2 separate regions of the Homo sapiens genome follow, and region 1 is linked to region 2. Evidence: chromatin loops called from intact Hi-C (ENCODE). Cell type or tissue: Calu3. All regions are shown on one strand. Each heading gives the region's core, and the rest is flanking DNA. Links, peaks and the distances in the headings are about the cores only.

Region 1 (8,356 bases), core at 124-8,123, 98 kb after region 2:
TATATTTCTATTCATTGTAATTTACTTAGTTTCAGGTATTCTGTTATGGCAGCACAAAAGGGACTAAAAACATTGCCTCTCACTGAAACCCTCTCTCAAAAATCTTTGCATGGTAGAAGTTAATCTATTGTCAAGTAGCTCAAAAGTTATCTCTTTCATAATATATTTTCAGAGATTTCAATCTTATTTGATCTGAGTTTTCTGTGTTATCAGTACAAATTATAGGAGATGCTATAGATTATAAACACGCTCAATATAAATGTATTTTACTAAGTGTGCTGTTCCCATATCTATCTTCTGCTACAATGGAAGCTTCTTGAGTACAGGTCTAATTTGGTTGGGTTTCCCTCTCTCCAATAATTTCTCATATAGGTATATATATTTGGGAGTAAAACAGTTATATAATGTATTCAGTACAGAATAATATGTATCCTCACTTAAAGTGATATTCATACCATCTCAGGAAAGACAACACTAAATATGAAAATAAAAACAACCATAATAATGAAAATGCTGAATGTTATTAACAAAGTCACAGATTCAAGAAACAAATATATGGAGGGTGTCCATCAGCAAAAAAGTAGACTTTAGAATGGGAAGAAATTGTCATGATGATATTATTTCACTCAACTCCACTAGCGCTCGCTGTCACTTGAAAAATGAGATTCAGCAAAGAAGAAAGTCCTCAACAAAATCACTCAACATGGTTAGCCCTTGGACCTATGTCTTTTCATTCTACACTGATTTTTTTTCTATTATACGAAATCAAGTTTGAGAGAAGACATAAAAGAACTATTACTCTATAGCTTATGTAGTAAATAATAGCTGGTGCCCAAATGAAAAATGAATGTTTACAACATTGGTAAGGAAAACATTAGTGGATGAATATTTAATAGTAGTTTATTAATTTATAATAGGGCTATTCGGGCATCATTTTAACTTCAGAATTTAGCAATATCTTATAAATACAAAATTTATAATTGTAACACAAAAATTGATGTATTATTATTCTAAATGTAATACAGTCATCTTTAAAATGTGTGGTATATTTCCGAATGTATAATTCAAAGACAGAAAGAATTGGAAAGAAATTTTGTAGTGAAAAGTAAGAAAACTATATTGATGATTGTAGTTCTCAAAGCAATAAGTTTCAATTATTATGCCTTGAAGTTAAATATGAACAAAGTACAAAGTGTGACATACAGCTTTCTAACTTCCATATTTTATTTTAAAATATAGTAAACATTCATAATATTCATACTTTATACTAGTTTTTAAAGCTACAATAGTTATTTGCTGAATCTCATATAATCCTGCAATCTTATATAATCAGACACAGTGTTTATATACTATCATTTCTAAAAATTGGACTTACTAAAAATGTGCAAATTATAGGTAACTCTACTGATGAGATATAAATAGTTATCTATCTTCCATATAGAGATCTCTTGTCATTCATGAGAAATAGAGGTTATAGAAATTTCCATGAAAGATAGAACTGAGAAATGTCATTATTTAAGTACATATTATAGATGGAGGATCCCCAAACACAGAAATACAGTACTTGAAAAGCATATTTTGATAATATTATATATATAATGATGACTACTAAAGAAATAAATAAGTTGAGAAATATTGTAGGACCACATAAAATAAATAAACGTTAATAGTAAAACCTTTCTCCAGTATTTTGAAAGAGAGCATTCAGACAATGACAGAGTCAGTACAGTTCTGCCTAAACTATCTGAAAATATTAATATAGCCACATTACATAGGATATATTGTATTTAAACTCTTAAATAAGTTTTCACAGTGATATTAAATAGATCTGTGTATGATAAGACAAAATTAATTGATGTACTAAGCATAATTTCAGTGCTGTGTGTGGATAGTTTATTTCATGACATATAATTCAAATATGTATAAGACTATTTTTACTTTCCTTTAATTACTAGATTTCAAATCAAAATACTTGTTAGCATTTGCTGCAATGGAAAGTTCACTATTTTTCTCCATTCCCTTAATGTCTTTTAATATGAGGATTTTATAAACATATATACTGTACCACCACATTTACCAAGTGTCTTAACCTGTTCCTGATGCTATAACAGAATACCACAGAATTTATAATTTATAAATAGTAGAAATTTATTTATCCATCTCTGGAGGCTACGAAGTACAAGATCAAGGCACCAGTAGATTCTATGTCTGACGAGGGCTACTCTTTACTTCCAAGATTGTACATTCCTGCTGCTTCTTCACATGGCAGAAGAGATGGGAGGTCCAGCAGTTCTCCAAACCCTCTTTTTAATGGCATTAATTCCATTTTTGAGGTCAGAGCCAAGAGACCACACTTGCCAAGAGACCCCACCTCTTAAAACTATCACCTTGAAGTTTAAGTTCCAGCATATGAATTTTGCAGAAACACATTCAAACCATAATACCAAGTATATCTAGTCAGTAGCCTTGTTCATTTTAATTCTCATCTCACAGGATAGAAAGAAAAAAAATCCTGCACTTCCATTGATTTGCCCTGGAAGCTATTATATGTAAAAATAAACAAATCCACATCACAGTCATAGTAGATCATCCTGAACTAGAGTTTAAGAGATAACATGGATGCTGGTTGGAATGGTACAGTGTGGGTGGTAAAGCTAGCATATTTCAGGGCTGATAGTAGTAAATAACATTCGCTGGTGATATTTAATGTCTCCAGCAGTACAACTGCAAATAGTTAGGAATAATTTTATACTGCTACATTTTAAAAGCTGTGTTTTGGTAATCTTTGATATTTTCAATGATTTAAGGACAGAGGAATGAGTAATACAGTATTAAATTTAGACGCAAACTATTTCAGTTACATGCATTTATAATGTTGATTTTGAGCATGTCAAAAATATTGCTTTACAACATAACATATTGTGGTAAGTTTTTACGTTGTTCTCTATGCCCTTGGTGTACCCATTTCTGGTGCATATTTATTTTCAGTCAAGATCAATTTCTGAGTTTCAGAGAAGCTATAAAATAATTCTGCTTAGCACTTCCACAGTACTAATATGTAATTCTTCTTAATACATCCAAAACTTAATTCCAACTTCTATTTTCTCTAATTCAATAAGTAACATCATGCCAGAAGCCAGAAGATCTTAATTAGTTACATCCCATTGTGAGCATATTTATCCATCAATCATGAAATGAATAACCTTATCCTATTGATATTTCCTCCAACTCTTGAATATGGCTGCTTTTCTTTTTATCAAATATTCTTATCTTACTTCAGACACAAATTCTCCTGCATACAAACTTTTCACATTTTTTTTGTATCCTGAATTCAGACTCAATTCATTGTGTTTGTTTATTCAGGCTGCAGTAACAGAATACCATTGTCTGAGTCAATTATAAACAAAAGAAACTTATTTCTCAAAGTTCTGGGAGGCTGGGAAGTCCAAGATCAAGGTGCTAGCAGATTGATTATCTGCTGAAGGCCAGCTTCCTGGTCCCTAAAGGCCATCTTTTTTTCGCTGTGTCCTCACAGAGTGGGAGCAGCAGGGAAACTCTCTGGAGTTTCTTTTATAAGGGCACTAGACTGATCTAATCACATTCCAAAAGCCCTGCCTCCAAATACATCCCATTGAGTGTTAGGATTTCAACATAAGAATTTGGGAGAGACCTAAGCATTCAGTCTATAACACACATTTTGATCCACTGCAAAATAGGTTTACTATGTCCTGGTTTCTGGCTTGTCTGAGTTCAGTGAGACAGACACACTCACATGCAACAAGTTATATGAAGCCTGTTTATTTCTTACAGATAGGGCTGTAAGGGACAAAATCATCTTAGGATCCATTGTGAGCTGGTCCCCCAAGGCTCCAGAAACATTCCCAGTGTAAATAGAGTTTGTCACACGTATTGCATATGACACTCCAGCCATAGATGCTCAATCTCCACCAGTGTCCAGCAGTGAGCAAGGAGTTAATTTTCAAAAGGGGTATATCTTCTGGCTGCCTCAGGCAATTTATGTGTTTAAATTCAAGAGGCTTGTGCACCCCACTGGAAGTTTTGTGTTGCCACAGACTCTAACCTGCAGGCATGGAGATTGCAGACATCTGTAATTTTATTGGGTTAGCAGCCTCTAAAATTTTAAAGGTAGTACTGGAACCACGACTTGTTGAATGCTTTCAAGACATGCTGCTGCAAAGAGCCTCATCCAAAGTTGGTGGTGTTGCTGGTAATCCTGACAAAAGGGACAAAAGGAACACTCAAGTGAAGTATATGCTGGGGCCAGTACCCAAAGGGGCTTTCCAGCTGTAGGACCTCCCTTTTATTAGTGAATGCTGCCAGAGTTAGCCATAGTTAAACATTTTATTTGATTGTATCTGGAAGATTTTTGGCTTCCCATCCACATAGCCTTGGCATTCAGTCTGAAACAATCCATTGTCAGTCTCCACGACCTGAAGACCTTTTTGACTAGCCAAAGTGTGCTGTTATGCTATGACAGAGTAATTTGTATCGAGTCCCGAGTTAACAAAGTAATGTCTTTTTCTCCACTTAATATGCAGTACTACTTTTGTTGAATAACCCTTTGAGTAATTTAGATAGAAGACAGGAGTGGATTTTTTCCCTGCTGTTACGACTCAAATTCTTACTTGTTAGGGGGCATTCAGGCGGCAGTGATGTTCTGTGCCACCAGTAGCCAAAATGTCAATGCTGATAATGCACTCAGCAGTGGGAACACATGGTCATTGTCACCTGAAATGGCCTAAAGGGCTCCACCTGCTGGCAGATAAGGACCACAAGGCAGTAAATATCATGGGTCGCATGTTCGTCCCAAAACCTCCAGATGTCATCATTTAATTTTTTCTCAAAGGGGACCTAGTATAGTGTCATATGGATTCCCATGTATAAGAACCACAGAAAAGTCTCAATTTCTCTCCTTTTCCCTTTTCCCTTGACAAGAATATATGGTCCCCACCAGGGATGGGGTTCATGGAAGACAATTTTTCTACAGACTGGAGCGGGGGAGATTGTTTTGGGATAATTAAACACATTACATTTATTATGCACTTTATTTTTATTATTACCTCATTGATTGGCTGTGTCCACACCCAAATCTCATCTTGGATTGTAGCTACCATAATTCTCTCCTGTTGTGGGAGGGATGCAGTGGGAGATAATTGAATCATGGGAGAAGTTCCCCCCATACCATTCTTGTAATAGTGAATAAGTATCATAAGATCTGATGGTTTTATAAGGGGAAACCTCTTTCTTTTGGTTCTCATTCTCTCCTCTCGTCTGCCACCGTGTGAGATGTGCCTTTCGCCTTCTGCGATGATTGTGAGACCTCCCTAACCACGTGGAAATGTAAGTCCATTAAACCTCTTTCTTTTGTAAATTGCCCAGTCTTGGTTATATCTTTATTAGCAGCTTGAAGACAGAGGAATACACTTGCAATATATAATGAGATAATTATGTAACTCACCATAATGTAGGTTCAGTGGAAGCCCTGAGCTTGTTTTCCCATAACTAGATGGTCCCATCTGGGGGTGATGGGAGACAGTGACAGATACTCAGGCATTAGATCCTTATGAGGAATCTGCAATCTCCCTCACACATACAAATCACAACAGGGTTCACACTCCTATGAGAATCTAATTCTGCTGCTGATCTGATAGGAGACAGACTTTAAGGCGGTAATGCAAGCAGTGGGGAGCAGGCATAAAGTTGAACTTTTGCTCACTCACCTGCCGCTCTCTCACTTCCTGCTGTGTGGCCCAGTTTCTAACAGGCCATGGAACAGTTCCTGGCCCAGGGACTGGGGACCCCTGGTATAGCCTATTGCTCCTAGGCTGCAAATCGGTACAGCATGTTACTGTACTCAATACTGTAGGCAATTGTAACACAGAGGGAAGTATTTGTGCATCCAAACATATCTAAACAGAAAAGGTACAGTAAAAATATGGTATAAAAGATTGAAAATGGTAAACTTGTATAGGGCACTTTCTGTGAATAGAGCTTGTAGGACTAGAAGTTGCTGTGGATATGTCAGTGAGTAAGTGGAGAGTAAGTGTGAAGGCCTAGGACATCACTGTGCACTACTGCAGACTTTAAAACACTGGACACTTAGTTTGTATTAAATTAATGAACAATAGTTTTTCCTTTCTTCAATAATAAATTAACCTTCACTGACTGTAACATTTCCTTTACTTCATACACTTTTTAAGTTTTTTAAATTTTTGACTGTTCTTGTAACACTTAGCTTAAAACATAATCACATAAAAGCAATGGCAACAAAAGCAAAAATTGAGAAATGGGATCTAATTAAACTAAAGAGCTTCTGCACAGCAAAAGAAACTACCATCAGAGTGAACAGGCAACCTACAGAATGGGAGAAAATTTTTGCAATCTACTCATCTGACAAAGGGCTAATATCCAGAATCTACAATGAATTCAAACAAATTTACCAGAAAAAAACAAACAACCCCATCAAAAAGCGGGCAAAGGATATGAACAGACACTTCTCAAAAGAAGACATTTATACAGCCAAAAGACACATGAAAAAATGCTCATCATCACTGGCCATCAGAGAAATGCAAATCAAAACCACAATAAGATACCATCTCACACCAGTTAGAATGGCAATCATTAAAAAGTCAGGAAACAACAGGTGCTGGAGAGGATGTGGAGAAATAGGAACACTTTTACACTGTTGGTGGGACTGTAAACTAGTTCAACCATTGTGGAAGTCAGTGTGGCGATTCCTCAGGGACCTAGAACTAGAAATACCATTTGACCCAGCCATCCCATTACTGGGTGTATACCCAAAGGATTATAAATCATGCTGCTATAAAGACACATGCACACGTATGTTTATTGCGGCATTATTCACAATAGCAAAGACTTGGAACAAACCCAAATGTCCAACAATGATAGGCTGGATTAAGAAAATGTGGCACATATACACCATGGAATACTATGCAGCCATGAAAATGATGAGTTCATGTCCTTTGTAGGGACATGGATGAAGCTGGAAACCATCATTCTCAGCAAACTATCGCAAGGACAAAAAAACAAACACCGCGTGTTCTCACTCATAGGTGGGAATTGAACAATGAGAACACATGGACACAGGAAGGGGAACATCACACACCAGGGCCTGTTGTGAGGTGGGGGATGGGGGAGGGATAAAATTAGGAGATATACCTAATGTTAAATGACGAGTTAATGGGTGCAGCACACCAACGTGGCACATGTATACATATGTAACAAACCTGCACATTGTGCACGTGTACCCTAAAACTTAAAGTATAATAAAAAAAAAACATAATCACATTGTATATTGTACAGCTATACAAAAAGATTTTCTCCCTTTATATCCTTATTCTGTAAGTTTTTTTCTATTTTTAATCTTGTTTTTTTAGTTTTTTGTTAAAACTAAGACACATTAGCTTAGGCCTCCACAGGGTCAGGATCATCAATATCACTGTCTTCGCCTCCACATCTCACTCCACTGGAAGGTCTACTTGCCCCACTGGCAGTAACACCCATGGAGCTGTCTTCTCCTTCTTTTGGAATGCCTCCTGAATGACCTGCCTGAGGGTCTATTACTATAATATTTTCTTTAAAAAATAATTAGGAGTATACTAAAAAAAAAATTAAAAAGCATTGCATCACAAGTAAGTAAACCAGCAACATTGTCATTTATTATCAATACCAACAGTACATAATTTTATGTGCCATACTCTTTTTTTGAGATGGAGTTTTGCTCTTGTCGCCCAGGCTGGAGTTGCAATGGTGCGATCTCGACTCACTGCAACCTCCGCCTCCCAGGTTCAAGCAATTCTCCTGCCTCAGCCTCTTGAGTAGCTGGGATTACAGATGCCCGCCACCTGGCCTGACTAATTTGTTTTTCTTTTTGTATTTTTAATACAGACCAGATTTCACCATGTTGGCCAGGCTGGTCTCGAACTCCTAACCTCAGGTGATCTGCCCGCCTCAGCCTCCTAAAGTGCTGGGATTACAGGCGTGAACCACCATGCCTGACTATGTGCTATACTTTTATACAACCGGCAGCACAGTAGGTTTGTTTACACCAGCATCATTACAAATGTGTGATAATGTATTGCACTATGATGATATTATGATGGCTATGATGTCATCACTAGGGGCCAGAAATTTTTCATCTCTATTACAATCTTATGGGACCACCATCATTTATATGGTCTGTTAATCACCAAAACATCATTATGTGGTGCATTACTGCATTTACCTAAGTTCTTCTGGACCATAAGTTTCTTCAAGACAAGATTATTGTCTTATTCACTGGTTTATCTCCAGTAGTAGCTCAGCATCACACATA
Region 2 (8,356 bases), core at 25-8,024:
AGAGGATTTTTCTCATTAAAGACTCAGTCAGTTGTTACTTTTGATAGCCAGCATTTCTGAGATAAATCACAATGTGTTTTACTAAAAATTACTCTTCACAGGATATTTTAGAAGACTATTTCCAGGAAACCTTTAAAGAAGGATCATAATATTTTATACTAAACTCAACACTGTTTTTATTTATTTATTTTTACTAGTCAAGTCATGAACTTGGAAAGAACTTTCCATATGAGGGAAATGGTGATTGTCCCATATGGCTTTGAAATCTGTTTCCTGTAAAGAAATGGAGTTTTAAGCCTCATCAGTTTTTAAACATAAAGGAAGTACTTGACATAGTGTAGTGAAAAAAAGTTATAGTCTCTCATTATTAATTCACAGATCAGCTGTTCAAGCAAAATTGTTTCTGAATTTATAGCAAGCTAAAAGAAGCATAAAAATTATTTCTTCCTTGTGGTCTCCATAAACAGCTTTAACAGGTACTAGGTAATAAGTGTAATATAAATGCCTTTCCAAATAGATAAGTGAAGCTGTGATTGGGTTGTATTATGCTGTAATGTGTTTTCGGTCCATAGGCCCATTCCAAAGCAACGCTGACTTCTTTTGTATTCTCTTTTCCTAAAGAAGAAATGTGATGCATTGTGGTATGATTTATCTCAGAAAAATAAAGCAAACTCCCTAGGGTATTTTGAAGAGTAGTACTTAGGTGTCCTGCAGGGAATGCTTAAAGCACTTGCTGTTTTTGTTGTTGCTGCACACAGTCTGCTAGAAGAAAGCAAGGGTTAGCGATACATACAGCCCTAAGGTCCAGCGTGGATGCTCAGGTTCTCTGAGATATGCTAGCACTTCCATGCTTTTAGTTCTCTTGGCACCATCATCACCTTCTCTATGATCATTCCAAAACTTCCTAGTTTCCGAGATATTCAAAGGTAATCAAAATAAGAAAATTGGTTCTGGACTTTTAAAAAGATTCTCACTAGCTCAGGAGAAAAAACTGTTTTTCTGTTCAGAAATATAATGACTCTCATTAAAATATCAATAGTAGTAATAGTAGACGCTCTTTACATCGAAAGACATTTTTTTAACACACACAGACACACACATTATTTTGTGCTAGGCAATCTACTGGGTACTTAATTTATAACATTTACAGTGTTCTAAACAATCCTTTACAACAGAAATTTATAGATATTAATAAAAAATGAAATACGGAAATTATGTAATGCCAACTATATTAGTCTGGCTTCTCTAAAGAAACAGAACCAATACCATATATACAATACCCTATATATATTATGACCTATATAATATACATAATAAATCTCTTCATATATTCATATATTCAATACATGAAAATATATATGCCGTATATAATATACATAGCACATATAAGGTATTGAATATATGAATATATAAAGAGATTTATTATAAGGTATTGGTTCATGCAATTATGAAGGCTGAAAAGTCCCACAATCTGCTGTCTGCAAGCTGGAGACTGAGAGAAGTTGGTGGTATAGTTTGAAGGCCTGAGAGCTAGAAAGCTGATGGTGTAGGTTCCAGCCATTTTCTAAAGATTTGAGAATCAAGAGCATTTACGGCAGTAGAAAACCAATGCCCCAGCTCATGCAGTCAGGCTGAAAGCAAATTTAAGCTCCCTCCTCCTTTTTGTTCTATTCAAGCCCTCAACAGATTGGACGATGCCCACCCACATTAGGGAGAGCCATCTGCCTCATCCAGTCCACCAATTCAAATGTGAATCTTTCAGAAACACTCTCACAGACATACCCAGAAATAATATTCAATCAGCTATCTGGGGATCCTGTGTTCCAGTCAAGTCAACACATAAAATTAAGCATCACAGGTCCACTCCTTTTCAACTTGGAACCCATGCACACCTCCTTAAACCCTAATCTCCAAATGAAGGCAATAACAAAGTTCCAGCTCACCTGATACAACTATCTTGTGTAGAACTGAAAATGTAGTAACCTTACACTAGAAGAAGAAATAATGTCTTTGATACACGCACATTATTTTGTGCTAGGCTATCTACTGAGTACTTTTTTTTTTTTTTTTGAGACAGTCTTTTGCTCTGTAGCCCAGGCTGGAGTGCAGTGGCGCGATCTTGGCTCACTGCAAGCTCCACCTCCCGGGTTCATGCCATTCTCTTGCCTCAGCCTCCTGAGTAGCTGGGACTACAGGTGCACACCACCACGCCCGGCTAATGTTTTTGTATTTTTAGTAGAGTTGGGTTTCACAGTGTTAGCCAGGATGGTCTCGATCTCCTGACCTCGTGATCCGCCTGCCTCGGCCTCCCAAAGTGCTGGGATTACAGGCATGAGCCACAGTGCCCAGCCTCTACTGAGTACTTTCTTTATAACATTTACACTGTCTGTAATAATCCTTTACAATAGAAATGTATAGATATTAATAGACAATGAAATATGAAAATTATGTAATGCCAACTATATTAATCTTGTTTCTCTAGAGAAACAGAACCAATACCATATATACATATTTATTTATTTATTTATATTTAATACCATACACATAATATATATGTTATGGCCTATATAATAGATATAATAAATCTCATGTATTTATATATTCAATATTCATATATTCAATACATGAAAATATATATGCTATCTATATAATATTATGTAGTAAGGCATATATATGGTATTGAATATATTCAATATGAATGGTATTCATATCCTCAATACATGGAAATATATATGCCATATAAATAATATTGCATATACAGCATATATATGGTATTGAATATATGACTATATGAAGAGATTTATTATCAGGTATTGGCTTTTACTCTTCCCCTTGATATTCTTTAACTCAAATACTGTGATATAAAATTGACAACACTTAAATACTTAATATTATAATAAAGTCAATATATCTTATGTTGCATGGTAAGGAAATAAGAGAGGAAAGAAAACAACCCTCTCTTTAAATCAAAAGATACTTAAAGATATTTGCTTAACATACACACACACTGACACACATGCACACCTTACATACAGGCACATTTTCTTAACAAACTAAGGAGGAGATACTTATGACAATTGCTAGTCCTTGTTTTTGTAACTGGTCACATGGCCGTAGCTAGTATTTATAACTACCTTCTTCCACTACTCATTCTGTATCCCCTTTTCCTTCAGTAAGCACCTTAGCTGGTTGTGGTTCTTTACCTGGTGGGGTTACCCAAACTTTGGTTCCTGGAGAGTCTATATCATTAGTAGTCCTATCAGGAATAAATTGTAGTTTTCTGTTGACCTTAATCATAGGCTACTGTAATACTAAGAGACGCCCCAAGGGGCCCTCTTTGTTCCAGACATATTCTTTCTTACCTCCATTGCAGAGCAGCAGTTTCCTGTTGGTGATCAAACTCAATTACCCCAGCCAGCACCATAACTCTCTTCTTTGCCTGTTGATTCAGAGGCATGAGGAACTCAAACTGGCCTTGTGACAGTTTTAACTTCCTCTTCAGCTGAATGGTTATTGTGTCTTCTGGTGGAAGCATTCCTCCCTCTGCAATTAAGACCTCTAGGCCAGCAGAACATAAAGTTGCAGAAATAGGAAATTCTGCTAATAGGTCACTGGTATAACAGTGACTGGGGCCACTCCAATTTCCACCCTTTGATTCCTGAACCTATGAATCTCATCTTTATAGTTAGGAGATGAGTTTGGAGAGACAGGGCCAGTTGCAATTTATTCTGAGTGAGGTGAATGCCATTGGAAGTTTTGACCAGAGATGTGATAGAATCTAATTTTCATTAGAAAAGTGTCATTACTGGTTGTGGAGATTAGATTCTCAGAACAAGGGGGTTGGCAAACTGTAAGGTAATGTGGAAGTCGAAATCTAAGGACAAGACCTCAGGACAGACATTCCTTAAGGACATGGTAGTCAGAAACAGTATTCAGAAACTTACCTCTTTTCTTTAGGAGTATTTTCTTCCTTTTTTCTTTCTTTATTGGCTGGTGCTTTGCCTGCTTATCCCACTACATTTTTTTAATGTCCTTATTTTTAAAATGCTATGCAAAAATACATATGTAATTGGTAGGAAAATCATGTTTGTTGCAACTATTTGGCAAATATGTATGGTTTAGACAGAAGAAAAATGACTTAAATGATTACAAAGGCTGGGCAAATAATAAAGAGGACATAAACTATGAAAAAATATGACTAGTGCCAGAAGAGAGACTATGGCTTCAATGCCATTGGTAAAAAACAGCAACTGAAGTTCTTCAGTCTGTCCTTCTTTTAAGGGAGTATGTGTGTATTATAGGTTATCCTGGAAGCTCTACATGAAATAGATTGAAATGTGATTGAGAAGTGTGTTTAAGATGTTTAGGAAGCTGTTTTGGGAATAATGCATGAGATGATGAGTGACTCTTATATTAAAGCTCTGTGTTAGAGACTACAAGTACTGCAGATGGGCTAACCGAAGACTTATATCTCAAGGAGCTTAAAAACAAGAATGAAATACATCTTTGCTATACACATTTCACTTGTATAATGCAAGGCAGCTTGTATTTGATATTACAGACTATGTTGCCTATTTTGTTCCCAACATTTGGATGGGTTTTGTCCTGTCTTTATCTGACTAATATTTTTCAGTACAGTAAGTCCTTACCATCATTAATAGGTTCTTGGAAATTGTGACTTTAAACTAAATAACATATAAACTAATGACATAAACCCAGTTTTACCATAGACAAAGTAATATGAACATCACCAGTCTTCTAAATAAAAACCCAAGACACTTTTAATAATAAATATTTTGTATTAAATGTGAGCTATACATAAAGATTAATAGAAAATAGCAATATAATTATTTTATTTATCAAACTTTTGGTGAATTAGTGAGTGATCACTGTCGTAATGGTGGTGGTTTAAATCAAGAAATAAATATTTGCAGATCAAAAATTATAAGGAGCACCACTTCCCACCTTGCAGTCAAAAACAAGCAGTAACAAATAAGGTGGGCTCGCTGAGTGCTTTTGTACTGTATCATTTATTGTCATGCATTTGTATGATTATCATCTGTTTTACAAATTTTTGTTTGTCAGTAATTTATATTCATTCATTTATTTATTTTCTAACGCACTAATTCAAGTTCAGGGTCATGGCGGACAGAGATTATCCTGGCAGCTTGGAGTGCAAGGGAGGAACCAGCCATGGACAGGATGCCATCCCATAGCAGGGCACACTCACACACATTCACCCACACTCACACTTAGACTGGTGCCATGTAAACACACCAATGAACTTAATGTACGCATCATTGGGCTGCAGGAGGAAAACAGATGAATTGAGCTAAACCCACCCAGACATTGGGAGCACTTGTAAGCTTCACATAGTCAGTAGTCCTGGCTGGGAATTGATTTTTTTTCTCATCAATCTTATAATGAAACGATGTTGAACTAAACAACCTTGTTGAAGGACCTGCTGTACTTAATTTCCTCCAGAAAGACTTTCATAATCTCCATCAGTCTGTGTAAATTGTTCATTTTCCAATGGAACTTCATGACTAATCCTAACACCAAGTACATGGTGCCAAAGTAATTTATGTATCCATTAGCATCTCTTTTAAGTGTTTATTTAACAAACAAACGTGGAAGTATGTGCAAGATGCTGTTCTATTTGTGTTATGTGATTTAACTAATTTCCTTTGCACAAGACCCCCATGAGTAAATGTTATTTATATTCGTATCTTACAGATGAGGAAACTAGATCCCTGAGGGATACGTAGTATTTGGTAGGATTTGAAGGCAGGTAACCTGGCCCCCGGGCCCAAATCTTAATTCTTAATCAACTGTAAATTCCTCAAGTATAATGACATTTCACATACAATACCTATTTCTAGTATCTAGGCTGGTTTTTAAACAGCACACTATGAAAAGAGGAAATTGTAAATGCCAGGAAAGAATAAAGCATGTTAAATAAAATAGCAACTCTATAAATTTAGCTGAAATGTAAGGTGACATTACTGCAAATTAGAATGAAATAATACATACAAATCATTTTATGAATGGCGTGATTAAAAGAGGGAGTAGTGCACTCAGGTTGCATTAACAGGAAGAGTTATTGGTTGTTGTGCAAAATTAGCTAGAGTTAAAGCAAACAAACAAAAACAGTTAAATATCTATTTCATATGCTACTTCAGAATTAGGCTACTGTTGAAGCATAAAATAGCGTTATTTCTGCTTGTTAAATAAGCAACATAAAAAGAGACTGTTGAATGCAGAGATTTTAGTATAGCATACTGCATATGTGACTTTAAACTAAATAACATATAAACTAATGACATAAACCCAGTTTTACCATAGACAAATTAATATAAATATCACCAGTCTTCTAAATAAAAACCCAAGACACTTTTAATAATAAACATTGTATTAAATGTGAGCTATATGTAAAGATTAATAGAAAAGAGATAGGTAGAGATGAGCTTCTTTTAGAATATAGTCAATTTATTTACACAGAGTAGAAATTGCATCAATAATGGGTAATGGTTTCATGAAGAATCTTTCTTTTTTTTTTTTTTTTTGAGATGGAGTCTCGCTCTGTCACCCAGGCTGGAGTGTGGTGGCATGATCTTGGCTTACTGCAAGCTCCACCTCCCGGGTTCATGCCATTCTCCTCCCTCAGCCTCCCGAGTAGCTGGGACTACAGGCGCCCGCCACCACACCCGGCTAATTTTTTGTTATTTTTTGTAGAGATGGGGTTTTACCATGTTAGCCAGGATGGTCTCCATCTCCTGATCTTGTGATCCCCCCACCTGGGCCTCCCAAAGTGCTGGGATCACAGGTGTGAGCCACCACGCCTGGCCCATGCAGAGTATTTTTTAAACTTACAGAAATTAATTCAGAAAAATGTGCTGGTGGATTAACACATTGTATGTATCTGAAGCTCTCATGATGACAGAGCAAGTAATGATTTTATTCATATTTAAAATAAAATAGCCAAATAGTAGGGAAAGAAAATCTTGCATAGACATAAACACAACAAACAGAAAAAGCTTGTGAAAGATATATTATGACTATTTTAAAGTTGTTAATGGCACAAATAAATTAAAGAAGTTGAATGAAAGGTCATTGGCTCTGTCAGTTGTCTAAACTGAATTGTTTATTCTGATGAGCCATGGCAATCTGACAATACATTTAACCTTTCATACTCATCAGAGAAAAAGAACAGCATTTGGTGACCCTTCTATCACATGGAGCTTTTTAATTTTTCTCTTGGGATAATAACGACAAAATTATGTGTTGCAGTAGATCATTGTGCTTTAGGGAAAACACTTGCCATTCCATCTATATAGGTTGATGAATTGGCCTCAAAAAGCTCATCAACGAATAAAGATGTGGAATTAGAGTAAACATTGTCTTATGTATTGACTATGCTGAAATATTTCTCCATATGGCATTTTAAAAAATCTGAGTGCTGTGAATAAAGAAATGATCTGCGCAGGCTATCATCACTCACTTACCCGTTGTAGACATAAATTAAAGAACAATGTCAAATAGCAGCTGGTGCTTTGAAATGATATATATATATATATATATATATATATCCCCTATATGTATGATATATATATGTGTATATATATCATATATATATCCCCTATATGTATGATATATATGTGTATATATATCATACATATATATATCTCCCATATATATATATGTTCTCTCTCTCTCTCTTTCTCTCTCTTTCTCTCTCTCTCTCTCTATATATATATGTATCCCCTATAATACAACATATCTCTTTTTGAGTAGGTAAAAGATGAGAAATTATTTTAAAGCCAAAGCAGCTAAGTGGGGCTCAAAAGTGAAGAGACGGCCGAGCGTGGTGACTCACGCCTGAAATCCCAGCACTTTGGGAGGTTGATGCGGGTGGATCACCTGAGGTTAGGAGTTCGAGACCAGCCTGGCCAACATGGTGAAACACCATCTCTACAAATCTACAAAAATTATCCAGGCATGATGGTGGGTGCCTGTAACCCAAGCCACTCAGGAAGCTGAGGCAAGAGAATCACTTGAACCCGGGAGGCAGAGGTTGCAGTGAGCAGAGATTGCATCATTGCACTCCAGCCTGGGCGACAGAGTGAAGCTCCAGCTCAAAAAAAGAAAACCAAAAAAAAGTGAAGAGACAAACAATGCTGGCCCAAGCTGGGGGTGGGCAGCATTGTATATTGTAACTCTTAAATATATTTATGTATCTTATTTTCTCAGTGAAATGATATAAAGTTTTGAAAAGAATAAGCTGGTGAGTGATATTTGTATTTTTGTAATTTTAATGTATTTTCTTGACATCGTACCATTATTCTTAATGATAATA

Evidence for each region. Peaks named below come from ENCODE experiments on the same cell type or tissue, not always from the same donor. Only the 100,000 strongest peaks of a DNase experiment are listed, where the experiment ranks them.
Region 1: a loop joins it to region 2, with 3 times the contacts of the local background. A loop is called at or near these places in 5 of 110 quality-filtered maps.

The regions. Positions count from the first base shown.
Region 1 is chr4:161,316,994-161,325,349 of GRCh38, reverse strand. No RefSeq gene overlaps it. Among named protein-coding and RNA genes, the nearest start is that of FSTL5-AS1, 700 kb to the left of the region's middle. In Calu3, for the core only: a CTCF peak has its summit at 4,725 (motif pointing left); a DNase peak (open chromatin) is centred at 4,749.
Region 2 is chr4:161,415,055-161,423,410 of GRCh38, reverse strand. All of the region lies in intron 15 of FSTL5 (follistatin like 5), which reads left to right. Among named protein-coding and RNA genes, the nearest start is that of FSTL5-AS1, 600 kb to the left of the region's middle. In Calu3, for the core only: no CTCF peak of the experiment used is centred there; a DNase peak (open chromatin) is centred at 3,330.